Regions from separate parts of the Homo sapiens genome. Here region 1 is linked to region 2. The links are chromatin contacts, found by Hi-C or POLR2A ChIA-PET in ENCODE. All regions are on one chromosome and are shown on one strand. The core of a region is the stretch at or near the end of the contact, and the rest is flanking DNA. Distances in the headings are between cores, read along the strand shown.

Region 1 (4,204 bases), core at 70-2,569, 170 kb before region 2:
CCACAGTAGTCCAGCCTGGGTGGCAGAGTGAGACTCCGTCTCAAAAAAAAAAAAAAAAAAAAGCTTTGAAAATATCAGTTCAGTAAAGGGTTTCAAGTCAGAAAAGGTTTTGAATCTTTACCTTCACCTTCCTTTTGTGCTCATCATTGCTGCCAGGACGGGTTTCAGGTTTGGAGTGAAGAGGTGGTTAAGGAACTTCAGGTACTTGGCATTTGCTAATATGATTATAGGGATATCAGCAAAGGGTTGTCCCTGTGGCCCTCCCCTAGACCACATCGTAACCTAGAGTCTCCAGATGCAGTGTTTTTCCATCTCAATTCACATAGATATGTTGAGCTAGCACATTTGTTAGAAGTGCATCCTAGAAAGATTATATTCACAAACTGAGCCCTTCTACTACCACCCTTTCCCACAACTGGATGTTTGCTTGGTCTGTGACCTTGAGATCCAGCTGATAAGATGGGGTGGCAGGAATCATCAGGGACAAAAATTCTATGGGTTCTGGACTGACTGATAGCATTGAACTTGTACATGAAAGGTATTCAATATTAACAGTGATTCTGTGTCAGAGAAGTACCAGTAAGCCAGTTACTACTCCTTAGGTAGTGAAATGCAAGGCAGGTGTGATGGGTTTTTTTTGTTTGTTTTTGAGACAGAGCCTTAGGCTGGAGTGCAGAGGTGGGATCATAGCTTACTACCACCTGTAATTTCTGGGTTTAAGCAATCCTTTCACCTCAGCCTCCCTAAGTGCTGGGATTACAGTCATGAGCCACCACACCCAGCCAACACTGTGTTTTGGATACTTATTCCAAGTGTTACTCTTGAGTTTTTTGTTTTTTGTTTTTTTTTTTTTTTTTGAGACGGAGTCTCGCTCTGTCGCCCAGGCTGGAGTGCAGGGCGCGATCTCGCCTCACTGCAAGCTCCGCCTCCTGGGTTCACGCCATTCTCCTGCCTCAGCCTCCCGAGTAGCTGGGACTACAGGCGCCCGCCACTACGCCCGGCTAATTTTTTGTATTTTTAGTAGAGGCGGGGTTTCACTGTGTTAGCCAGGATGGTCTCGATCTCCTGACCTCATGATCCGCCCGCCTCTGCTTCCCAAAGTGCTGGGATTACAGGCGTGAGCCACCGTGCCTGGCCTGCTCTTGAGTTAAAGGATTCCTTTTACATAGCTGTTAGCCCAGCAAATACTTTTCATGTTTGCACTGATGAATTCAAATCCAGTTGACCTCATTTTTGTGACGTGTATCCTAATGTAATGATACTGGCTGCATCAGTTTCGGTTTCTACTTAATGCAGAGGCCTTTAAAAAATGACTTAGAAGATCAGTGTTGGTTGGTATCAGTTTCGACTCCTGTTTGGTCATCAACACAATTTGTAGATCTTATGCTCAAGCTTCCTCTCTCTCATCAGGCAGATATAATTTGCCATCCAGTCTACTTGTGGGCATGAAAGTGCCCTTGACATAGGTGGCTTTTGGTTGAAGGCTTGCAGACATTTAATATATATATAAAATACTTAACTAATTTTATTAAAATGAAAAGTTGTATTCAAATGTTGATTTTCATGGGACAATTTAAAAACCACTGCCTGTTTTCCAGGTACATAAGTACTTTATACTACCATTTCTTTTTTTTTTTTTTTTAACTTTGTAAATGTGATGGAAAGGCTGAGGTATATGTTGTTGGGTAAAACATGAGTGTTTGTTGATCTGTTTCTGCTGCCGTAGCTGTCTGATGTACAGTAATGCGAAACCGCATTACAGGTTATGGCTCAGAATCTTAGGATTTGGAAGCTAGGCGATTACCCTGGCTAAACCTTTCAGGAGCCAGATGTTCCTAGTGGTCTGAGGTAGCCTTAGGGAGGAAATGAAGAGAGAATAGAAAGAGGCAGGCCCACGCTTAAAGTGCTGAGAGGGAAAAGGAGGAAACAAACTGATTTTTGATGGAGAAGCCAGCAGGAATCAGCAGGAGAAGCTGGAGTATGTGGCATAACTAAAGAATCAAAGCCGGGGCGTGGTAGCTCACGCCTGTAATCCCAGCACTTTGGGAGGCCAAGGTGGGTGGATCACTTGAGGTCAGGAGTTCAACCTGATCACAAGAGGTCAGGAGGTCTGACCAACATGGGGAAAACCCATCTCTATTAAAAATACAAAAATTAGCTGTGGTGGTGCACACCTGTAGTCGCGGACACTCAGGAGATTGAGGCAGGAAAATCACTGGAACCTGGGAGACCATGGTTGCAGTGAGCCAAGATTGCGTCGCTTCATTCCCCCTAGGTGATGCAGTGAGACCCCACCTCAAAAAAAGTATCCAGAAGTGAAGCTGACCTTGGGGAAAGAGGAAGTCACTGTCACTGGGGAGCTAAGACAGCAGCTCTGTTTTTATAATACAGGTTAAGTATTCCTTACCGGGAATGCTTGGCACTAGAAGTGTTGCAGGTTTTTTGTTTTTGTTTTTAATTTTGGAATATTTGTGTTATAATTACTGGTTAAACATCCCTAATCCAAAAATCTGAAATCCAGAATGCTCCAGTGAGCATTTCCTTTGAGCATCATGTGAGTGCTCAAAAAGTTCCAAATTTTGGAGCATCTTGGATTAAGGATACTCATCCTGTGGTGGTAGTAGTAGTAGTATTGCTGTTGGAAATGGGAGTTGGTGGTTTTTGGAGATTGCCCTTCAGCCTTTCGTAAGAAGGAGTTTGCTTTTTTTTGAGACGGAGTTTCACTCTTGTTGCCCATGCTGGAGTGCAATGGTGCGATCTTGGCTTACTGCAACCTCTGCCTCCCAGGTTCAAGCAATTTTCCTTCCTCAGCCTGGCGGGAGAAGTTTGTTAAACTTTCCGAACCCCCTAGTGAAGGACCTCTAAAGAAATATGCAACAGGGTGAACCATAGTCAGTGTTAGACCCAGTCATTGAGAAACCAGAAATTATTAGGAGAAAAGATAACACTCCTCTGCAGAGAGAAGGCAAACATTTGTTGAATTTACATTTCATTTCAAGCCCTGTGGTAAACTCCCTAAGCTGCTTGATTTGCATTACAGGGTGGGAGGTGTGGTTCAGGTCAGTTGCTTGGGCTGGCTCTAACTCTCAAAGGAGAGGTATAGGTTTAAACCTTTAGATGTCCCTGTATTCCCCAGGAAAAGAGACTAAGGACAAACTCTTGGTTTGTTTTGTTTGTTTTGTTTTGTTTTTTGAGACGGAGTTTCGCTCTTGTTGCCCAAGCCGGAGTGCAATGGCACAATCAAGGCTCACCGCAACCTCCGCCTCCCAGGTTCAAGTGACTCTTCTGCCTTAGCCTCCCAAGTAGCTGGGATTACAGGCATGCGCCACCACGCCCAGCTAATTTTTATATTTTTAGTAGAGACGGGATTTCTTCATGTTGGTCAGGCTGGTCTCAAACTCCCAACCTCAGATGGTCTGCCCGCCTCGGCCTCCCAAAGTGCTGGGATTACAGGTGTGAGCCACCGCGCCTGGCCAAACTCCTGGTTTTTAAAGATTGTGCTTAGTATAGTAAGTACAGGAAACAAAGGCATCTGGACAATTGGACAATCCTCAACCAATCCAGAGAAATTTGTTCTTGCAAGGTATGTGACTAGGTTTTAAACTCAGAACATCAGTTTCCTGTAGAAACAGTGCATAGAGGCATATTTCTGTCAGAACTGCACTCTGACTCCAGAATGTGTGGATGCCTGTGCTGTTGAGGGAACATGACCATCCTGTGACATCAGGCCTGTGGGAGCATGTGGAGTCTGTGCAGTGTTGGAAACAAATGCCCTGTAGTGCCTGTGAGAGGCAGCCACTGCCGTGTGATCATTGTGCCTCCTGCTAGAGTACTGAGGGCTGGGGATCCTCTGGTGTCAGTAGGTTATTGAGGGGCATATATGGGGGATGGGTGCTAACTCTCAGGTTTCCTCAGAAGGAAGGTCATAACGCCACATGTGTAAGTTCGTAATTGAATTCAGAAGTAGGGGACTAGCTGCGGTGAGATTGGACAGAGCAGACAATTTCAAACAGAATTGATGCTCCCAGATAATTCCTGGGATTTGATGGCAGTCCTTAATCATTATCAAATCTGGAATTCTGGTTTCATGCTTCTGTGGAATTTAAAAAGATTTCATGTGAAAATGTAAGTCATTGCTTTTAGATCAGATATGTGTCTCTCCTAAACCCCTTCCCTCTAGGAGAGTCTTTCTTTAAAGAGATGG
Region 2 (4,274 bases), core at 1,572-4,071:
TGCAGTGAGCCAAGTTCATGCCACTGCACTCCAGCCTGGGCGACAGAGCGAGACTCCGTCTGAAAAACGAAACAAAACAAAAAAAGTATGAAAAAGAAAAAAAAAGTACTCATTGTCCTACTACTCAAAGATCATTACTTAGTTGAACAATGTATAGAGTAAAAAATATAGGCCAGGCGTGGTGGGTAATCCCAGCACTTTGGGAGGCTGAGGCGGGTGGATCACCTCAGGTCAGAAGTTTGAGACCAGCCTGGCTGACATGGTGAAACCCCGTCTCTACTAAAAATTCAAAAAATGAACCGGGCATGGTGACGGGTGCCTGTAATCCCAGCTACTCAGGAGGCCGAGGCAGGAGAGTCTCCTAAACCCAGGAGGTGGAGGTTGCAGTGAGCCAAGATTGTGCCATCACACTCCATCCTGGACGACAAAAGTGAAATTCCATCTCAAAAAAAAAAAACAATGTATATATACACATATACATATACGTGTATATATATATAACGTGTATGTATATATACACATATACATATACGTGTATATATATATAACGTGTATGTATATATATACGTGTATATATATGTGTATATAAATTAGTGTTCAGAAATTAAGAGACAGTTCTACACTTGGCAGGCTATTCAAAGGAATGATGTTCTCGTTTAAAGGAAAAAAAAAGTTACATTTGTGCCAGGCCGCATGTGACTATAGACCTCTCCCAGAGGGTGCCTATTTTAGTCAAGGCCAGCCCTTATTTTTATAGAGGGTGAAGAAAGCAGTGGGTAAATAGTATCTTCTTTGGGGTTAGGTCAAGGATATATGGCTTGTCATAAATATCAGGTTGACAAGAATTCTAGATCTAATCTTGTAAATTATAAACAGAAGGAAAATCTTCTCCCCAGCCTAAAGGGCCAGTACAAGTAGGCATATATCAGATAGCTGGTCTTAATTGCTTGTTACTTCCTTACTTAATTTTTGAATTATTTGGTATTATGTGACATTTTCTAACACCTGAAAACAAACTGAAGCCACAGCTTTAATAGAGGCCCTTACTTCTGTAACATAATTAGTGCCCTGTCTCTGCTATTCATAACTTACAATAAGTATGACCTCCCAGATGATTTGTTTGTTGCCTCCTCCTGTCCAGAAACATTGCTAACAGCATTTGGCATTTGAGGAAGATACTGTTGCAGGCCAGAAAGGAGTGAAGTGACCTTTTCAGTAACTTAACCTTCAACTCTGCAGTTTGTGGAAGGCAGACCAGTGATTCATACCAAGTTTGTAATTTGCACAAGTTCCCAAGCCACAGTTGAGCCAGAATAGATAATTCCACATTAAGTATTGGTATTTAAACAGAATTATTGAAGTTAAAGGAAGAACATTTTTATTTTTAAAAGGATGACTTTAAGTTTCTTTGCCTTCACACAATTGTTTCCTAATCCTCATGTCAGCACTTTTCACTGCTTTTTAAGACAAGGCAACTGCCCAGAATAGTCTGGAAATTATCTTCTCTAGTTAATGAAGTATTCTAGACATAGGTGTAAGTGTATGTGGAGGCTCATTAATTTGATTAATTCTTAAGTTGTCTCATAATTACTAAGCTAGCAAGGAATAGCTAACTATTTTGTTTGGAATTCTCAAACACAAAATGAACCGCTTACTACAGCTTTGATTTTGTTGTTTGAGTTTTGCCTATAGTTTCCATTTTCACACTTTTTTTTTTTTTTGAGACAGATTTTCGCTCTTGTTGCCCAGGCTGGCGTGCAGTGGCGCAGTCTCGGCTCACCACAACCTCTGCCTCCCAGGTTCAAGGGATTCTACTGCCTCAGTCTCCTGAGTAGCTGGGATTACAGGCATGTGCTACCACGCCTGGCTAATTTTGATTTTTAATAGAAATGGGGTTTCACCATGTTGGCCAGGCTGGTCTTGAACTCCTGACCTCAGGTGATCCACCTGCCTTGGCCTCCCAAAGTGCTGGGATTACAGGCGTAAGCCACCTCATGCGGCCATTTTCACATGTTTTATTACAGGGTTGAACTTTTCAGTCCATCCTTTGAGCTTCATTACCTTCACTTTTGAATTAACTTCTGCTTAGAGATCTTGTTCTTGACGTAGTCTTGATCTCTGGAGAATCAAAAGACACAGATTTCATTGTGATTAATGTGGAATGGAAACTTCTTTTTTCTTCTTCTTCTTTTTTTTTTTTTTTTTTTTTTTTTTGAGATGGAGTCTCACTCACCCTGTCGCCCAGGCTGGAGTGCAATGGCGCAATCTTTGCTTACTGCAATCTCTGCCTCCCAGGTTCAGGCAATTCTGTCTCAGCCTCCCAAGTAGCTGAGACTACAGGTGCCTACCACCAAGTCCAGCTAATTTTTGTATTTTTAGTAGAGACAGGGTTTTGCCATGTTGGCCAGGCTGGTCTCGAACTCCTGACCTCAGGTGATCCACCCGCCTCGACCTCCCAAAGTGCTGGGATTATAGGCATGAGCCACCGCGACTGGCCAGAAACATCTTTCTTCTTTTTTTTTTTCCTCTTCTTTTTTCTTTTTTGAGACAGAGTCTCGCTTTGTCACCCAGGCTGGAGTGCAGTGGCTCAATCACAGCTCACTGCAACCTCTGCTTCCTGGGTTCAAGCGATTCTCCTGCCTCAGTTACCCAGCTAGGTGGTATTACAGTCATGCGCCACCATACCTGGGTCATTTTTGTATTTTTAGTAGAGATGAAGTTTCACCATGTTAGCCAGGCTGGTCTCAAACTCCTGACCTCAAGTGATCTGTTTACCTCAGCCTCCCAAAGTGCGGGATTATAGGTGTGAGCCACTGCACTGGGCCGGAAACTTCTTGCAAAGGGAGTATTTCACTTGCTTGTTAAAACAGGAAGTGCAGCATAATCTATATAATTTTACCTCCATAGAACTGAAAGGACTGTTGTTAGTCAAAAAGCACATGACATTTTTCTGTATAACTTGACAGAATATATTTGTTGAATATATTTTTTCAGTCATCCTGCTTTTCATTCATTTTGGATTTTTTTTTTTTTTTTTTTTTTTTTTTTTTGAGATGGAGTCTCAATCTGTTGCCCAGGCTGGAGTGCAGTGGTGCGATCTCAGCTCCCTGTGCAACCTCCGCCTCCTGGGTTCAAACGATTCTCCTGCCTCAGCCTTCCGAGTAGCTGGGACTACAGGCATGCGCCACCAGGCATGGCTAATTTTTTTCATTTTTAAAATAGAGACAGTGTCTTGCTCTTTCACCCAGACTGGATTGCAGTGGCACAGTGATAGCTCACTGCAGCCTCAACCTCCTGGCTCAAGCGACTCTCCGTTTGGGATAATTATTTGCAGATACAACATTTCACAGTCTTGAATCACAGGGGAGTGTTTTTTGTTTTGTTGGGGTTTTTTTTGAGGCAGGTCTTGCTGTGTCACCCAGGCTCATGTACAGTGGCACGATCACAGCTCCCGGGCTCAAGTGATCCTTCTACCCCTGTCCCCCAAGCAGCTCGGACCACAGGTGTGTGCCACCATGCCTGGCTAATTTTTTGTATTTTTAGTAGAGACGGAGGTTTTACCATGTTGCCCAGGTTGCTCTTGAACTCCTGAGCTTAAATGATACACCCGCCTCAGCCTCCCACAGTGCTGGGATTACAGGCATGAGCCACTGCACCCCGTCGGGAGCGTTCTTAAGTGCCCAAATAGTTGAGGTTTAAGAAATGTTGATATAGGCTGGATGCGGTTGCTCATGCCTGTAATCCCAGAACTTTAGGAGCCCAAGGCTGTGTTGGGGGGCAATCACTTGAGGTCAGGAGTTTGAGACCAGCCTGGCCAACATGGCGAAACCCCATGTCTGTATTACAGATAGAAAAATTAGCCAAGCATGGTGGTGGGTGCCTGTAATACCAGCTACTCGGGAGGCTGAGGCAGGAGAGTCACTTGAACCTGGGAGGCGAAGGTTGCAGTGACCTGAGATTGCGCCACTGCACTCCAGCCTAGGCCACAGAGTGAGACTCCATCTCAAAAAAGAAAGAAAGAAAAAAAAAAGAAATGTTGATATAAATGTGATCTGTTCCATTGGATAGGAAATTGAGTTTCTACTCTGATCTCATTTTTTTTCTAGTTACAGTGCTTCATGCTGTGATGTCTTTAGACAAATGAGGCTGGCTCTGAGAACACTAAAGTCTTTGAAAAGCCTCAGCATCTGAAAAGATGCCTGTCGTACTGCAATAAATATTGCTTAGCCCCCTTTCTCATTAGATGGCCCCTTACTGCAGAAAGTCTGTAAAAG

The links. Hi-C counts contacts between places; a loop is a spot of excess contacts on that map. ChIA-PET counts read pairs that join two places held with the same protein, here RNA polymerase II (POLR2A). Pooled maps may share reads with other maps.
Region 1: a pooled map shows a loop between it and region 2 (3-fold over the local background). The contact joins two enhancer-like sites. A Hi-C loop is called at or near these places in 2 of 50 pooled maps. POLR2A ChIA-PET finds 5 or more read pairs at or near these places in 3 of 52 experiments (H1, WTC11 and activated CD4-positive, alpha-beta T cell).

The regions. Positions count from the first base shown.
Region 1 is chr12:110,725,051-110,729,254 of GRCh38, reverse strand. The region is part of intron 3 of PPP1CC (protein phosphatase 1 catalytic subunit gamma); the gene reads left to right. Among named protein-coding and RNA genes, the nearest start is that of PPP1CC, 16 kb to the left of the region's middle. Within about 2 kb of position 1,319, at least 3 of the 41 ENCODE cell types and tissues checked have a DNase peak (open chromatin) inside an H3K27ac peak, as active enhancers do.
Region 2 is chr12:110,561,063-110,565,336 of GRCh38, reverse strand. All of the region lies in intron 1 of PPTC7 (protein phosphatase targeting COQ7), which reads left to right. Among named protein-coding and RNA genes, the nearest start is that of PPTC7, 20 kb to the left of the region's middle. Within about 2 kb of position 2,821, at least 9 of the 41 ENCODE cell types and tissues checked have a DNase peak (open chromatin) inside an H3K27ac peak, as active enhancers do.